Regions from separate parts of the Homo sapiens genome. Here region 1 is linked to region 2. A link is a loop called in an ENCODE intact Hi-C map of the cell type or tissue named here. Cell type or tissue: psoas muscle. All regions are shown on one strand.

Evidence for each region. Hi-C counts contacts between places; a loop is a spot of excess contacts. Peaks named below come from ENCODE experiments on the same cell type or tissue, not always from the same donor. Only the 100,000 strongest peaks of a DNase experiment are listed, where the experiment ranks them.
Region 1: a loop joins it to region 2, with 5 times the contacts of the local background. A loop is called at or near these places in 46 of 110 quality-filtered maps.

What each region holds. Positions count from the first base shown.
Region 1 is chr14:32,079,484-32,087,483 of GRCh38, forward strand. The region is part of intron 1 of ARHGAP5 (Rho GTPase activating protein 5); the gene reads left to right. Among named protein-coding and RNA genes, the nearest start is that of ARHGAP5, 6.2 kb to the left of the region's middle. In psoas muscle, no CTCF peak of the experiment used is centred here; no DNase peak of the experiment used is centred here; H3K4me3 peaks cover 218 bases.
Region 2 is chr14:32,466,135-32,474,134 of GRCh38, forward strand. The region is part of intron 2 of AKAP6 (A-kinase anchoring protein 6); the gene reads left to right. Among named protein-coding and RNA genes, the nearest start is that of AKAP6, 140 kb to the left of the region's middle. In psoas muscle, a CTCF peak has its summit at 3,470 (motif pointing left); a DNase peak (open chromatin) is centred at 7,627; H3K4me3 peaks cover 1,114 bases; H3K27ac peaks cover 5,321 bases.

The DNA.
Region 1 (8,000 bases), 390 kb before region 2:
CTTCTTATTTGTGTTTGAAAAGCATATTAGCACAGTCATTTTTTTGGAGAGTTATTTTGACCTTGAAAGTTAAGATTATTTAAGGAATGAATATTGTATTTGCATTCCTTTTTTGGATTTGAAGTAGCGATAATAAGTTTTCTAACTCACTTTTTTTAATTGAAGAAAAAGTTAGGTCTCATAAAGACTTTACTAAACTTTACCAACATTGGCAGGATGTAAGATGAGTGTTGGCCTTTAGTGGTCACTTCTTAAATATGAAATGGCATAATAGAGATTTTCTTGGTAGCTACAGAATAAGTTTTGTCGCAACTGTAGTTTCCATAGATACTATTTTAAGAACTATTTATTTGGGTTGTATGGTCCACAGTTTTTTCTTTGCATACCAAGAAGGTGTGTAGTAATATAATTGGCTGAAGAAGCATTGTACAGTGTTGTTTTAGTGATGTCTATGTTCCTAAAAGATACTTGTATTATATATTTAAAGTACACCAAGGGAATTTAATTTCTAAAAGACCTGTGAAGAAACATCAGTAGATTCATCATTCAGTAATTTGAGTAATCAGGCTCTTGTTTTAAGTGCAGGCTTTTGTCGATTATTTTATTGAAATAGGAAAAACCATATTAGAAATTAAGAAAAATGCTTCAATGCTAAGAATTTTAAGTATGAACTTTAATTGGTTTTCAAACTCTGTTCCTTGGATTCCTGTGGGTTTTTTTCCTAGATGCCTTGAGACTTCCTATGACAACCCACCCTCCCAAACCAGGACAGCTTCTATTTTCATGTATTAAGTGTATTGTATTTAAATATAAGAATATTTAACTTAATTAAATATAAGAAAAATATTTATTATTTAAATATAAGAAAAATAACTAATGGGTACTAGGCTTAATACCTGGGTAACAACAAACCCCCTTGACATGAGTTTACCTTTAAAACAAACCTGCACATCTACTCCTGAACTTCAAAGTTAAAAAAAAAATTCCCCTTAAAAAAAAACAAAACTGATCTGCATTAATTTTTTTTAAGTCTCTGATTCGTTATTCATTAGTTCAGATTACTTTTATTTAGCACTTACTATGTGCCTAGCCCTGGAAATACCAAGATAAATTAGATATAGGTATAATAGCTCAAGCTGTATAAAGGAGTAAATAGTTAAAAGTATTAAGAGGTGCAGGAAAGAGAATGCCTGTTTTCCTCAGGACCTCTGGGAATCATTCATAGAAGAAGAAACATTTTGAGTTTTAATTGCAAGCAGGAGTTTAGATGTAAGAGAGACCAAAAAGGATAATTTTTTTTTTCCCCCCACTGTGTTTTGGAAGCTGTCTACAGTACTTTAGATTTGCAGGGAAATGAAACAGATTGTTGATGCTTGGTCATATCTGTGTTTTACTTCATAGAATTATTACTTGGGAAAAAGAGCATAACCTTGTAATTTTGTGGTTAAAATGACTAGTATGTTACTTGCTTAGAGTCTCAAGCTTTTCATCATGAAGAGTTAATGGTAAAAATGGATATTCATTTTTCTAGTGTTAGATTAGATTTAGCCTATTTTATTATCCCTGACCAATATTTTATTGAGCAGCTAGGCACTGAGTGATACAAAAAGTATAAAATATTGCTCCCTTAAAAGATCTTTTAACTTCTGTGGAGAGACAGCAAGCATGACACTTTAAGAATTTGAGGTATATTTAGGGAAGTACATACTGATTTAAAAGTTAGTAGAAAGGAATTTAGCTAAAGGAAGTGTTACTTGGATTACATACTGATTTAAAAGTTAGTAGAAAGTTATTTAGCTAAAGGAAAGTATTACTTGGAAGTAGCATACAATTGGGATAATGAAGGGGGAAAAAGACATTTAGGGAAGTTAATGACAGTGTGGACTGAAAGCACAGGTAAGTAGAGGACAGATTAGCAGATGGGAAGAAAATATAAAAATGTGTAGTCCTAGCTACTTGGGAGGCTGAGGCAGGAGAATGGCGTGAACCCAGGAGGCGGAGCTTGCAGTGAGCCGAGATCGCGCCACTGCACTCCAGCCTGGGCGACAGAGCAAGACTCCTTCTCAAAAAAAAAAAAAAAAAAAAAAAGATGTAAGAGCATCAGTTTTGTACCTTATGAGCCAGAGTGAAAGATTTGGAGAAGGTATTAATGCAAGAGTGATAGAAGGGGTGATGTAGAAATAAACACGTAACGTTGGCATAACTATTTGTCTAGTTACTGTATTTGGTTTGTCAAACAGCCTTGGAAAAACTCTCACCTTGGCTTCTGATATGGCATAATTTGTTCATTTTCTTTCTGTTGATCATGTTCTTTTACTGATTCAAAATTGTTTCTTTTTATACTTACCTTTTCAGAGCCAAGGTAATATCTCTTTTAGAGAACTAGTAAAAAATTAACATTACTATAATCTAGAGCAGCGATCCTTTTTGGTACCAGGGACTGGTTTTGTAGAAGACAGTTTTTTCACGGAACCGGGGGCATGGTTTTGGGATGAAACTGTTCCCCCTCAGATCATCAGGCATTAATTAGTTAGATTCACAAAGGGAGCAAGCAACCTACAGTTCTTGATCCTCTGAGAATCTATCGCTGCTGTGGAGGCGGAGCTCAGGTGGTAATGCCCGCTTTCCAGGCCACCCCTCACCTCCTGCTGTGCAGCCCAGTTCCTAATAAGCCACAGATGGTTACCAGACCGGGGTTGGGGACCCCTGATCTAGAGAATTTAAGATCTAGATTTCTACTCTTCTGTATTAACCAAGTATCTAATTCTTCATATGTTTTCTTTAGAAAATAAGAGTATTACACCAAATGGTCTCATAGGTAATTTTCTGAAGTTTATGATGCTGAAATTTATGTTAATAATCCTGAACTTGCCTTGTTTCATTACCGAGGTTTCATTTGTCTTTGGAAATAACACCTGAAAGTGAAATGAACCACCATCTATTGCTGAAACTGATTAGTTTTTCATTAAGAAACACTGGCTTAATGTGTTGCCTTGTATTTCTTATGTCTAGTAGCCAGTTACCAAGCTCTCTTTGTCTTGCATTGCTCTTTTATTGATTAATTAATTAATTTTTTTTTTGAGATGGGGTCTTGCTCTGTCACCCAGGCTGGAGTGCAGTGGCACTCAGCTCACTGCAGTCCGCCTCCTGGGTTCAAGCTATTCTCCTGCCTCATCCTCCTGAGTAGCTGGGATTACAGGCACACGCCATCACGCCTGGCTAATTTTTGTATTTTTAGTAGAGATGGGGTTTCACCATGTTGGTCGGGCTGGTCTCGACCTCCTGACCTCAAGTGATCTGCTGGCCTCTGCCTCTCAAAGTGTTGAGATTACAGGCATGAGCCACTGCACCTGGCTGGATTGCTCTTTTAAATTCTGTGATAGTTCACGTGCATTTAGCCTGTAGTATTTGTCTATCTCTTGGGCTCTGTGCCCAGTCTTGTATTCCTCCTCTAGACTAATCTGTAGTGGCTTCTCTATTGCTTATGACAAAGTCTAACTCTTGTTTTCCCTTGAGACCTAGGGTCATAACTTATATGTTCAAAACAGTATTTCTTTCCAACATGGGTACTGTGGTCAGCCATTCTACCCTAATTGTACACCTGGAGAGACGACTTTACAATCCAAATCTCGTCTATTTTTTAAGGTTCACTCAAATCCTTCCTCTTCATTGAAACCATTCATCTGTTTCAGGGGTCTGCAAACTATGGCCTCTGGGCCAAATCTTGCCTACTCTCTATTTTTGTAAAATGGCTTTCTACATTTTGAAATGGTTGGGGGGCAAATTAAAAGAATATTTTGTGATATGTGAAAATTACATGAAATTCAAATTTTCCTAAGTAAAGTTTACTGTAACATAACCATGATCATTCATTTAAGTACAGTCTATGAGTGCTTTTGCAGTATGACAGCAGAGTTGAGTAGTGTGACAGACACTGTGCAGCATGCAAAGCCTAAAATATTTACTGCCTGGCCCTTTACAGAAAAAGTTTTCCAAACCCTGAGTTATTTCAACTTGTACTTTCATTTCTTTGAATTCCTGTTGCATTTATTAGTACCATGGTATAGCACATTGCCTTTATCTCCTTGGCTATGGTACTGTTTATTATTATGCTTTTTAATGTAGTGTGGAAAGTGCTTTTCAGTCTTTTTTTCCCTTAATCCATACTTCCTTTAAAGCTTACACCTCTTGTTGATATTCTTATTCAATCAGGTGCTCTCATTTTAAAAATTGTTAAGCCGTATCTAAAGTTGTTTGTATGATGAAAATGACGGTTCCTCTACTATATGGCATTGTAATATTGCATATCAAATTATGCCCTTCTCCCCACTTCTTGGTTCTCCAAGGTGGAGAGAAAAGGACTCAGACACTGGAAGGAAGGTGAACTACCAAGCCATAGTTACTGGCTTGGTAGACTTTCCTATATGTACCTTTATACATTGAAAATCTCTGACAAAGTTAAACTGATAGTAGCTAAGCACAGTAAATAAATACTTATAGTTGTTTACCTAGGTTGATGAACATGGGATGACCTTTGATCCTTCTGTTTCCCATACAGAAATGAAAGAATTTAGAATGACTTGCACACCAAGGCCTCAGGGAAATAACATGTTATCAGAGTAGGGTGTACATTAAATAATAGGGTAGAAGTTAATGTGTTTGGGAATAGTTTTGGTCATTGGTTTTTCACATATTTTCAGCAGTGAAGTTTTTTTCAAACAAATTGAAATATCAGAAGATAAAAATGGTTAAAAGCAGAATTACCTTTGCTGCGTGGGTTTGCGGAGCTCCCAGAGTACTGCCTACTTGGACCCTCCTTGAAGTACTACACACCTTTAGACTTACTGTTTATATACCCCTATTGTGTGTTAATGATCACATTATAGTCCTGGGGAAAAAAACTGGACTTTTTATGTTAGTATATTTTGCTGTACTAGATGTAATGGGCCCAAAGCAGTACATAATTTTTGTTAATTGTGTTTACAAGTGTGACTTCAGGATTACCCAGCGGTTTGGAAGCTGATTATTCTTAGTCTGGAGATTGAGTCATTTATTCATGAAATATTTACTGAGCCCTCACTGTGTATCAGGCACTGTTGCTGGAGATTTGATTCCAAAACAAAATCCCAATGCTTCTACGTTATTTAGTCACCACGTAAATTGTTCAAATTTTTAATAGGTTGGTTCTCTCTTCATTTGCCTGATTATATTCTTGTTTCAAGACTAATTCATAGGAATAATGACTTTTTAGGGCTCATTTCACATACAAATTGTGTGCTTTCTGGTATAAACTGTGGTTCAAAGATGAAGTATTATTTCGAGTCCAGGACTTTGAGACCACAACATAGTGAGACTCTCTACAAAAAAATTTAAAAATCACCTATGTGTGGTGGTGCACATCTGTAGTCGCAGCTGCTTAGAAGGCTGAGGAAGGAGGATCATTTGAGCCCAGGTGTTTGAGGCTGCAGTAAGCTATGATCCTGCCACTGTACTCTAGAATGGGTGACAGTGACACCCTATTTAAAAAAAAAGACAGATTATGGGATATGAGTTACTCTCCTACAGGTATTACATTGTTGAATTACTTAGCTATTTTATGTGTGTTAGAATGACTTTTTGATTTCTTCTCACTTTTCACAGCATTGATAAATTTACCAGAAATAGCAACATTAAGAAAAGGCAGGCTGGGAGGTGGCTCACGTCTGTAATACCCATACCTTGGGAGGCTGATGGAAGAGGATTGCTTGAGCCCAGGAGTTTGAGACCAGCCTGGGGAGCATAAGGAGAACCCCTCTCTACAAAAATAATTTTTAAATATTAGCTGGGTGTGGTGGTGCATGCCTAGAGTCCCAGCTAGACAGGAGGCTGAGATGAGAGGATCACCTGAGCGCAGGAGTTCGAGGCTGCAGTGAGCTATGATCATGCCACTGCATTCCAGCCTAGATGACAGATTAGGAGACCTATCTCAAAAACAAACAAAAAACAGTAAAGTAATGCATCAGTACTACACTCTGTTCATCTTTTTGTTGTTGTTTTCTATTGCTGCTGAACAAATTATTCATCTTTTAGTGTGCAGTTGTTTTTTTATTCTTCAGCTGCTTGCAAAAAGTTTGCCTAAGATTGTAGAATATATGATAATCTTTGGGCTTTGTTCTTGTTTCTTTTGAATATTTGTTTACATAAGGGATAGTTATTTGATTTAAAGAAGATAGAGCATGTAATTACAAAGTTCCCTCTGTGTGATTAGGTCTTGGAAATATAATTTCTTATCATAAATTTTGTGATTTTACTAAAGTCTTTAAACAGCCAAAAATTTTGAATTAACTATATTTGGGGTTGTACTCAACTTCACTTTTGAAAAAAAATTTTTTTAAGATGTCATAAAATTAGATTGTTATGCTGGCTAAGTACATTATTATAGATTGTAGTTAGCTTTCATTCTCATGGTTTCATTTTTGACTAAATATTTGAGTTTAAATTAGGATTTATGCATTTAATTAGTAGCTGTTATGTGGGAGGCACTGTTGTAGGCTTTTGATATACTGGTGAAATAAAGATTTGTGCCTTGTGACTCTTTTATTAAGAGTGGGATGCGGAGAGGGATAGAGTTAATGACATAAATAAGGTGTATAGTAAGTTAGGAAGGTAAAGAGTTAGCAGTGGGGATCTTTGGGGATATTGTGAAAAGTTAAGTGCAAAGAACATGCCTTAGCATGTTGTCTTCCTCCAGTGTGATTGAAGCAGAATGAGAAAGGTAGAATAGTATTAGGGGAGGCCAGAGAGGTGAGAGAGGGTTGGAGAAGATCTTGTAAGCCATTGACAGGACTTGCTTTTTATTTTTAGCAGTACTCGAGAGTTTTAAACAAAAGAATGGGAAGCTCTGATTTATGTTTTAAAAGGAGCACTCTGGCTGCTCTGATATGAATAGACTGGGAAAAGGGAGCAGAAGTGAAGCAGAGGAGTTAGTTTAGAAGACTTTGGAGTAATCTTGGGCCAGAGATATTGATGGGTGAGAGCAGTAAAAGTAGAAAAAACTGAAAAGTTAAGGATATATTTTAAAGATAGGACCATTAGGAATTTCCTGACATGGTATAATTTAAAAGCATAAAATATTTTTAAATATATACCTTTTATTAATGAATGCATCAATTTTGTGAAAAGGTACATGTTTTAGTTCTGATTTATTGAGATTTTATTTTTTTAGATTCCTTGTAGAACTTTTTTTTTCTTGATTTGCAAAGGAGGATGCAGTGTTTGAATGGTCTAGTAAAATACCTTAGAAAACTTAGTTGTGAACATAGTTTTGTTTTGACACAATTTTAATTTCTATAAGGATATAGATAATTTCTATAAGATTATCCTAAAGACAATCTTAAAGGCAGAATGAGAGACTGCATTGCAAGCTATTAAAAGCAGCACTATTGCTTAAAAAAGTAAAAGATTGGGAATGAAGAGATTTTCCTTCTAACCTTATAATTTCTAGTAGGTTATTGCTACTTTTGTCTTGGTTTCTTCATCAGTAAAAATAAACATGGTGCTAGATATCATAAGAACAAGTTGCATGAAAGTAAGCCTACATCAAAAATAGATGTGCATGATTGACATAGATATTAAGACTGAAAGGAATTTTTAAGTTAACTCAAACAGCCTTCATATCATTGAAGACACTGGGCATTAGTTTATTAGTGGGAGCATGAAAAAAAACAATAAATTTTTTTTGTTCTTAGCACTGAAAAAAAAAATTGCTTGGCTAATAGAGGACAGTTTTGATCTGGTTGTAAGGGGCCAATGGATAATTTGTATATATATATGAACTATCTCAGTGTTTGAAATGAAGTTCCCTTAAAACCTGTTAGAGCCAACTTCATGAGATCTTTTGTCCATTGAGGTGGTAATACCATACTCATCCAAACAAATAGCCAAACCCTTTTGAGGGCAAGGTGACAACAGTTTTTTTTTTTCTATTTTGGGGTTTCTCAAACTATTCCCCCGCCCGCCCT
Region 2 (8,000 bases):
AAATTATTTCAGCCATTGTGGAAGACAGTGTGGGGATTCCTCAAGGATCTAGAACCAGAAATACTATTTGACCCAACAGTCCCATTACTGGGTAAATACCCAAAGGATTATAAATCATTCTTGTATAGAGATGCATGCACATGTATGTTTACTGCAGCACTATTTACAATAGCAAAGACTTGGAACCAACCCAAATGCTCATCAGTGATAGGCTGGATAAAGAATATGTGGCACATGTACACCATGGAATACTATGCAGCCATAAAAAAGAATGAGTTCATGTCCTTTGCAGGGACATGGATGAAGCTGGAAGCCATCATTCTCAGCAAACTAACGCAGGAACAGAAAACCAAACACTGCATGTTCTCACACATAAGTGGGAGTTGAACAGTGAGAAACATGGACACAGGGAGGGAAACGTCACACACCAGAGCCTGTTGGGGGGTGGGGGACAAAGGGAGGGAGAGCATTAGGACCAATACCTAATGCATGCGGGGCTTAAAACCTAGATGACGGGTTGATACATGCAGCAAACCACCATGGCCCATGTATACCTATGTAACAAACCTGCACGTTCTGCACATGTATCCTAGAACTTAAAGTTCAAAAAAAAAAAAAAAGAGATATATTAACCAATCGATGTGTAGACCCTTTTTGGATCCTGATTCAAAATATAAGCTGTAAAAACAAGATTATATATATATATATATATTTTCTTTCTTAGCAAGACTAATTCATTAATATATATGTATATATATAAAAACAAAACAATTGAGGAAATATATACATATATTGGACATTTGATAATATAAAGGTATTAATTTTTATGGAAGTATAATAATGGTATTGTGGTTGTATTTGAAAAGAGTATACATGGACACAGATGAAAACAATAGACACCAGAGCCTACTTGAGGTGAAGAGTGGGAGGAGGGTACGGATGGAAAAACTACCTGTTGGTTACTCTGATCATTACCTCGGTGACGAGACAATTTTTTCACCAAACTCCTGTGACACACAATTTACCCATGTAACAAAACTGCACATGAACCCCCGAACCTAAAATAAAAGTTGGAAGGAAAAAAAAACAAAAACAAAAAGAAGAGTTCTTATCTTTTAGCAATATGTACTGAAATATTATTTAAACAGAATGTTAGGATGCTTAGGATTTGCTTCAAATTAATTTGAGGTTGGGGGAGTGGGTAGGAACAAACAAGATTGGACAACAGTTAATACCTGTTATTGCTGGGTGTTGGGTACATGGGAGTTCATTATCCTCTTCTTTCTGTTTTTGTATGTTTTAAAATTTCCATAATAAAAAGTTTTAAAAATGGAATGACTACCATTTATATAAAGATTTTCACAAACCTGTAGTGAAGCATTATTACTCTCTTGGACAAGAAACAGAATCTTAGAGAGGTGATGATTTGCCCCAGGACATGGAACTAAATTGTCAGAATCAGGAATCCAGTCTGGATCCTCGGACACTATCTTGTCTCTGCTTGTCTATAAACCATGCTGTCTTAAAAAGCAGGATGGTTCTTTTCTTTGGTTGTTTGGATAACTCTTCCCTGTCCTCTGATCTTCAGTGTGGAAGAGGTCAGAATCCCAAGAAGTTGGTCTGTAATTCCTGCAATATCACACATTTTACTTTTCAATGAGACCCCCAATATTTCCCTCAGCTTCCATTCAGGATGCACCTCTCTGTTTCTTTTCTTTTGCCATTACATGTTAAATTTTCTTGGTTTTATTTGCTTTTAGTTTCTATTTTCTTCTTTTTTCACCTTTCATCCCCTTCTTCTATATTCCCTTTTCTCCCTAGTCTTTGTCATCAAGGGACTTTTCAATTGCTGGTTACAGCCCTTCTGTTCTTGTATGTGTTATAGATATTGTTGCTTCTCTCTCATTTTCACCCTAATTGTCATCTCCCTTTCAAAGAGTCTGATAAACTAAACCAGCAAAGGGAGCTGTCACAAGGCAGCCCTAGGATAGGAGCCCAGACAGCAGCATTCAGAATCTAGAAAAACTTGTGATTTTTCTACTGAAAATGATTAAGAGAAACACTGGCACCTTGAACACAGTAGGTACTCTGTTAATATTTACTGATGACATTAATGAAGAGAAAATTAAATGACATATTCAGAAGAGCTAGTTCTTGCCAAAAATATTTCCTACTCTGTGCCTTTTGAGTTGTGGGACTTAGTTTTCATCCCTGGATGACTTGCTTTCTATATCTGTGAAGTGAATAGACCAAAGTCCTGTGAGACAATGCCTTGCTCTTTCATGTAGTAAAGGTTAGCCCACCTCTGTAAGTATAGCAGAGAAACACTAGATTGGGAGCTTCTTGAGGGCAGGGACTTTGTTGATTCAAGTTTAGATCTCTGTCTTTAGACATCCTGTAATCACAGGATGTTGCAGGATGTTACCTTTCTTGCATAGATCAAGTGTTACAAAGAGCCTGGCAATTTACACATCTGTGCTACCATGACTTAAGACAAAAGCGCAAATCAGGATTTTTGTTTTTGTTATGTTTTATTGTCCTCCCTCCTCCCATCTTTGTCCCTCCATTCTTTCTCCCAGGTACTCCATATCCTTATGTTGTTTTCGTCTCATCAAAGCCCTGACAGAAACACAACCACTTCCAAAGACTTGCCATTCCTCAAATGTCCTGCGTTCTAATTGGACTTGCCCCCCTTTGCTCTAACAATCTTATTCCACCTTCATCAAAATTATTATTTCTAGGATACTGATTTTAGAGCATCTGTTTTAAGTGATTATTAATAATATATGAATAATAGGTAGGTTTAGTCCAAATTAATCTCTGCCTAGTGGAATGTGTGAAAAACTGTCCTAAACTCTACAGTAATGAATGCTATTGGAAGAGGTATTAACTAGGCATTCCACTAGAAAATTTGCTGATCCCTCGTCTGTTTTGTCATACCTCCCTGACTCATGGGGTGTACTGTGAGAACTGTTGCAACTCTGGGGAAGTGTTTTCCTGTCCTGCCACTAGACTTTGTGCCAGGAAATAATTTCTAGGCATTGCCTGGTAAAGTTCATCAACTTGCTTTGAAGAAGTCCTGTGAAAGCAATAGAGGGTTTTGTGTTGCTTTTCAACAGTCTCCAACGGAGGAGATTTTCACAACCTCCTTGGTATGCCAGTGTATAACAAACTATGATCACTAGCATTCCCCCAAGTAATTTAAGAAGAATTAAAAACAAGATAGGCACACAAAAGTTTATACATTTAAAAAAAGTTAGATTATTTGACATATTAAACTACCAGTAGATTCCTAGCGTTTCTTGGTAGTAGAAAACTTTTGAAAACATGTCCAATAATCTGTATAATAAAGTCAAGACAGTTTTGATCTTGATCTGTAAGAAAGTGTAATAATAACTAAATCATTATTTGAATGCTGACAAGAAAAGTACTTGCTGTACATTTACTGTTTACTTGTATTGTAGCACCACCTACTGTTGATAAAGAAACAAGCTTTTATAGCTTTCCCATTTTTCTTTGCCTCGCTAGTTAAAAGAATGTCTTTTTTTTTTTGAGATCTGATATTTTTAATGTCACAAATTTTTTTTTTTTATTATTATACTTGTCTTGGCTCGTCAGCCAGACATGCTGCTCGGAGATGTTTCTAAAGTTATGATACAGAGATTGCATTATGTCTGTTTCCAAAATGAAAGATTATGCCTTCAGTTACCTAAAGATCAGAACTGATGCTTGACATGCATATATGACATATTTTATCGCTTTTCAAATCAGATGTTTATCTTTTTATTTTCTAATAAAATAGGCTGTAGATGTTGGGAAATTACTGATTTGCTTTAAGTTCAGTTGCTCTTCCAATGAACAAATATTAAGTGGTAAAACATCAAGTCTTCTGAATATAATTACTAATATAAAATGATGTCATATTAGATCCAGGGTTAGCACTTACATACCATCACTCCCTTTCCTCCACCCTCAACAGAATCTTCATCACTAAAAAACCCACAAAACATCAACTAGGCTATTTGATATTTAGAGCTTTACTACTCAAAGTGTGGTCTGTGGACTGGACGCTTGGGCCACACCTGGGAACTGTTAGAAATGCAGGATTCTTGTCTCCCTGCATTTTAACAAGATCCCCAGGTGATTCAGATGCACATTAAGATTTGAGAAGCAATGTTTCAGGCATTTCTTGTATCCCACCCTACCCATCCCTGCCAGAAGACTGAACAGCAGTCAAACCAAGAGTAAGGTCTTTCATTACAAGTTTGAATTTACAGTATCTTATTCTCATAAAAAGTTAGATGATATTCTCTGACTCATGGCTTATTGAATGTAAATTGTATCACTGCTGTCGTTAGGGCTCACATCAGCAACTGAACAAAGAAGGCACAGTCCTTTCCCACTGGATCTGTCAGCTTCATCTCTGGGGAAAGTAATCAGGGAGCCATTTAAAGCAGCTGAGAGGAAAACTGCCAGCTCTGAAATTTTAGGGCATGCAAATGCCAACAAAATATTTAAGTTCGGTATGATAGAATCGTAGTTTGAACAGACAATAGAGGTAGGCTTAAATAATTCCTGACAATTGAAGTAGAAAGCAATACTTAGAGCTAGAATTATGAATAAATTGGAAAATTTAAAGCTTGATTTTTCTTAAGTCTAAATTTTCTTTTACCCATCTCTTTCTTCTATTTAAAAATCTAGTTAGTTTACTACAAGAGCAGTAACAGCCATTTGATTTTTGGTTAATGTTGAATTAGTTCATAAGTTTAACAAATGAATGTCATTCACAAATTTAGTTAATTTTCCTAAGACCTTTAATCCATCTAATAATCTCAAATACTTTAGATACATGAGGATAGACTTAGAAACCTAACTAGGCCAAATCTTTCAGTGAACTTAGGCCAGTTTTGAAAATGTAATAAACCAAATTTATAACTATGATAAACTAGGTTCTTTCATATTACAAAATTAATCAAATTCTTACCTTTATTAAAATCATGGCCGATATCCATTCAACATTTCAAATTAAAACTTCAAGGCAGTTTTGTATTTTGGATTCTTTAAAAACGTTTCAATAATTTTAAATAATAAACACCAAGATTGTCTCCATAATCATAAAATGTACTGCCAAAGTTAGCACTAAGTACCATGGGTTAGGCTTATGTCATTATCTCTGTATTTCTACATTTTCCTAGTGTTTCATAGTCACACAGCTAAAGATAGTAGAAGTCATCTGATCCATGACCAGTTCTGTAATGCGTTTATGGACGGTGGTAGTAATAAGAAATTGTGGACCAAAAGCAAGATCATAGTGCTACTTCCTAAACTGTGAATTAGCAGGCTGAACCTTTTAATAGTTTAAGTCTTTCTTGTCAGTGGGGGAATCCAAGTCCATGGCGAGAGCTGAGACTTAGTTTCATAGGCCATTGTCTTTTCTCCTAAGTGTATTATACATTTACTCAATTTTCATTGTAAACCCTTTCAACATTCTCTCACCCAATTTGGGTAGGTGGAATCCTGTACCCCCCACCAGGGCTATAGCTAATATCTTCATTGCACAGTTATTGTTCATTGAGACATGTACCTCCATCCATGGTATAAACTGTTTTTATTATCTGTCTCACCTCCATTTTAACAGTAATTCTGTTGACATTGCTTCTAGACTGGAGTTTGGCTAATAAGACACTGGACACTGTGTTATCTGTGCTAAGGAAGCACAGATAACGCAGCGTGTTAAGCATTCTGGGTCAGGATTTTTGTGCTGGCACAATTGTGAGTAAACCAAGAAAAATAGTCCCTATGAGATTTCTTTCAGACTTCAGCACACAGAAACCTAGTGGATTGTTCCTTAAGATAAAAGAGAGGTTTGAGAATTTACTTTTTGTCATAGTTTGGGTTCCCAGGAATCGGATTCTGAGGCTCTGAGATCTACATGCTGGAGGTTTATTGGGGTGAGTTCTTGGGAAAAGCACCTCTGAGAGGTGAGGGAAGTAAATCAACCAGAGAGAGGAGTTGAACTGCAGCTGTGACAGAGATGGCAGTATTCCTACCCAGAACTCTAAAGTGGCTCCCCTTTTCCCCCAGGCTTTATACCTCCTCCCATTTAGCAGACATGGGATGTGGAAAGCTCCCAGGGAAGGGCATGACCTTGGGTGAGGCAGCTGAGGGCAAGTCCCAGGGAGGGTCTCAGCTGAGAGCAATAAGCAGTCAACACTGCTTAGCAGGTGGGGTAAATAAGTGTCTTGATCATAAGGTGGGGTAGGAGGAGGGCAAGTATAAATGCTGTCCACCGCATTCAATAGAAGTGTTTTCTCTATTATTACTAAAGAATGGCTTGACCCAGAAAAGATCATGGTCTTTAGCCACAGAACTTAATTCTAGGAGAGGCGATATTACAGCAGACTGATCCCTGTAATGCAAATGGCAATGCCCCTCTTTGCTGAGAGGCATTGTGGAGAATGCATGAAAACATGGCAGTGATGTTGGCAGGGAGATGGCAACGAGGTTCTCTGCACCAACTGTCTCCTGCAGCTGGGAAAAGACACACAGCCTGGCTGCCAACTGTTGGGCTCATTGTGCTCTGGCTGAATTTAGTTCCCTCTTATGTCAGCTTGCAATTCTATGTTGAAGAAAATCGGTCTGGTCTGCCACCATCACCATCTCTTAGCAACTAAGAGAGATTGAAACAACAGCTGGGTAATTTGATATTGGGAACTTAAAGGTCGTGAAAATAGAATATAATGGCTGTTTGTATTAAAGGAAAAAAAAAGAGAAAATGATGTAATCCTAATGCTTAGAAATGTTTGGAATGCCACATGGGTTACAAAGAGTGAAAATCTAGTTTAAACTGGTTGGATTCTTTCTCTCTCAGAATGATTAAAGTTGAGCCCAGAAGCTCACCCAAACACACATATTTGCCTAAATATAAATCCCTGTGGAATGTTGGAGCTATAATGTGAAAAACAGTTTCTGTGTTTTTGTATTTTCTCTAAGACTGACCTACAGCTTTCTTATCACAAGTTTTGAAGCAATACTTATAACATAGATGATAATTTAGAGTTATTTTTTACTTTGCTTTTTGTGGGCAATGGGGATGGGGACTGCAGTGAAGATGGGAGAGAATGAGGTGTGGCCCTCAGACATAGTGCTGTGCAGGAAGCCTACTACTTCAGAGGCTGCCCACAGCCTCACATACAACAGGTAATAATAGAATTACATGTTTGAAAACTAGAAAATGAGAAGTAGAAGCCAGATGAAATTGTTAAAACAAGTTTTTCTTTTTTCCCTAGGGCCAGTGAGGAGACCATCTGTTTTTCAAATTAGAAAAGCCAGAAAATATAATGTTTGCTCTCAGAATGAGTCAAATGTCATACTCTAATGAAAATTCCAAAGCAGAAAGAGAGAAAGGAAGAAGAGCTTGAAATGCCAAATTAGTGGGGTGAGGTGCTTGCTGCTTGCATTCCTGCAGATCCAAGCATTTTGCAACTCTAGTAAACCTGCCAGGACAAGGTTCATTTGAAGGGGTGTGGATTACCGGGAGGTGCGGGGGGACTGACATTCTAGTGCTTTAGATGGTAGGTAACTGCCTGGTCTTGTTTCTCAGAATAACTTGTTCATCCACCACATATGTGGCTTTCATCCCAGCACATTGGGCAGGACACCACTGTTTTCTTCGTTTGGTTAATAGTTACACTTCCTTGACACCTCATACAGCTGGGTCATGGATCTGCTGCTGTTCTCAATGTGAGCATCACTGTCTTTTTTTCTTTTTCTTTTTCTTTTTTTGGGACAGGATCTCTGTCACCCAGGCTGGAGTGCGGTGGCACGATCTCAGCTCACTGCAGCCTCCACCTCCTGGGTTCAAGCGATTCTCCTGCCTCAGCCTCTCAAGTAGCTGGGATTACAGGCATGCACCACCGTGCCTGGCTAATTTTTGTATTTTTGGTAGAAACGGGGTTTCACTATGTTGGCCAGGCTGGTCTCAAACTCCTGATCTCAGG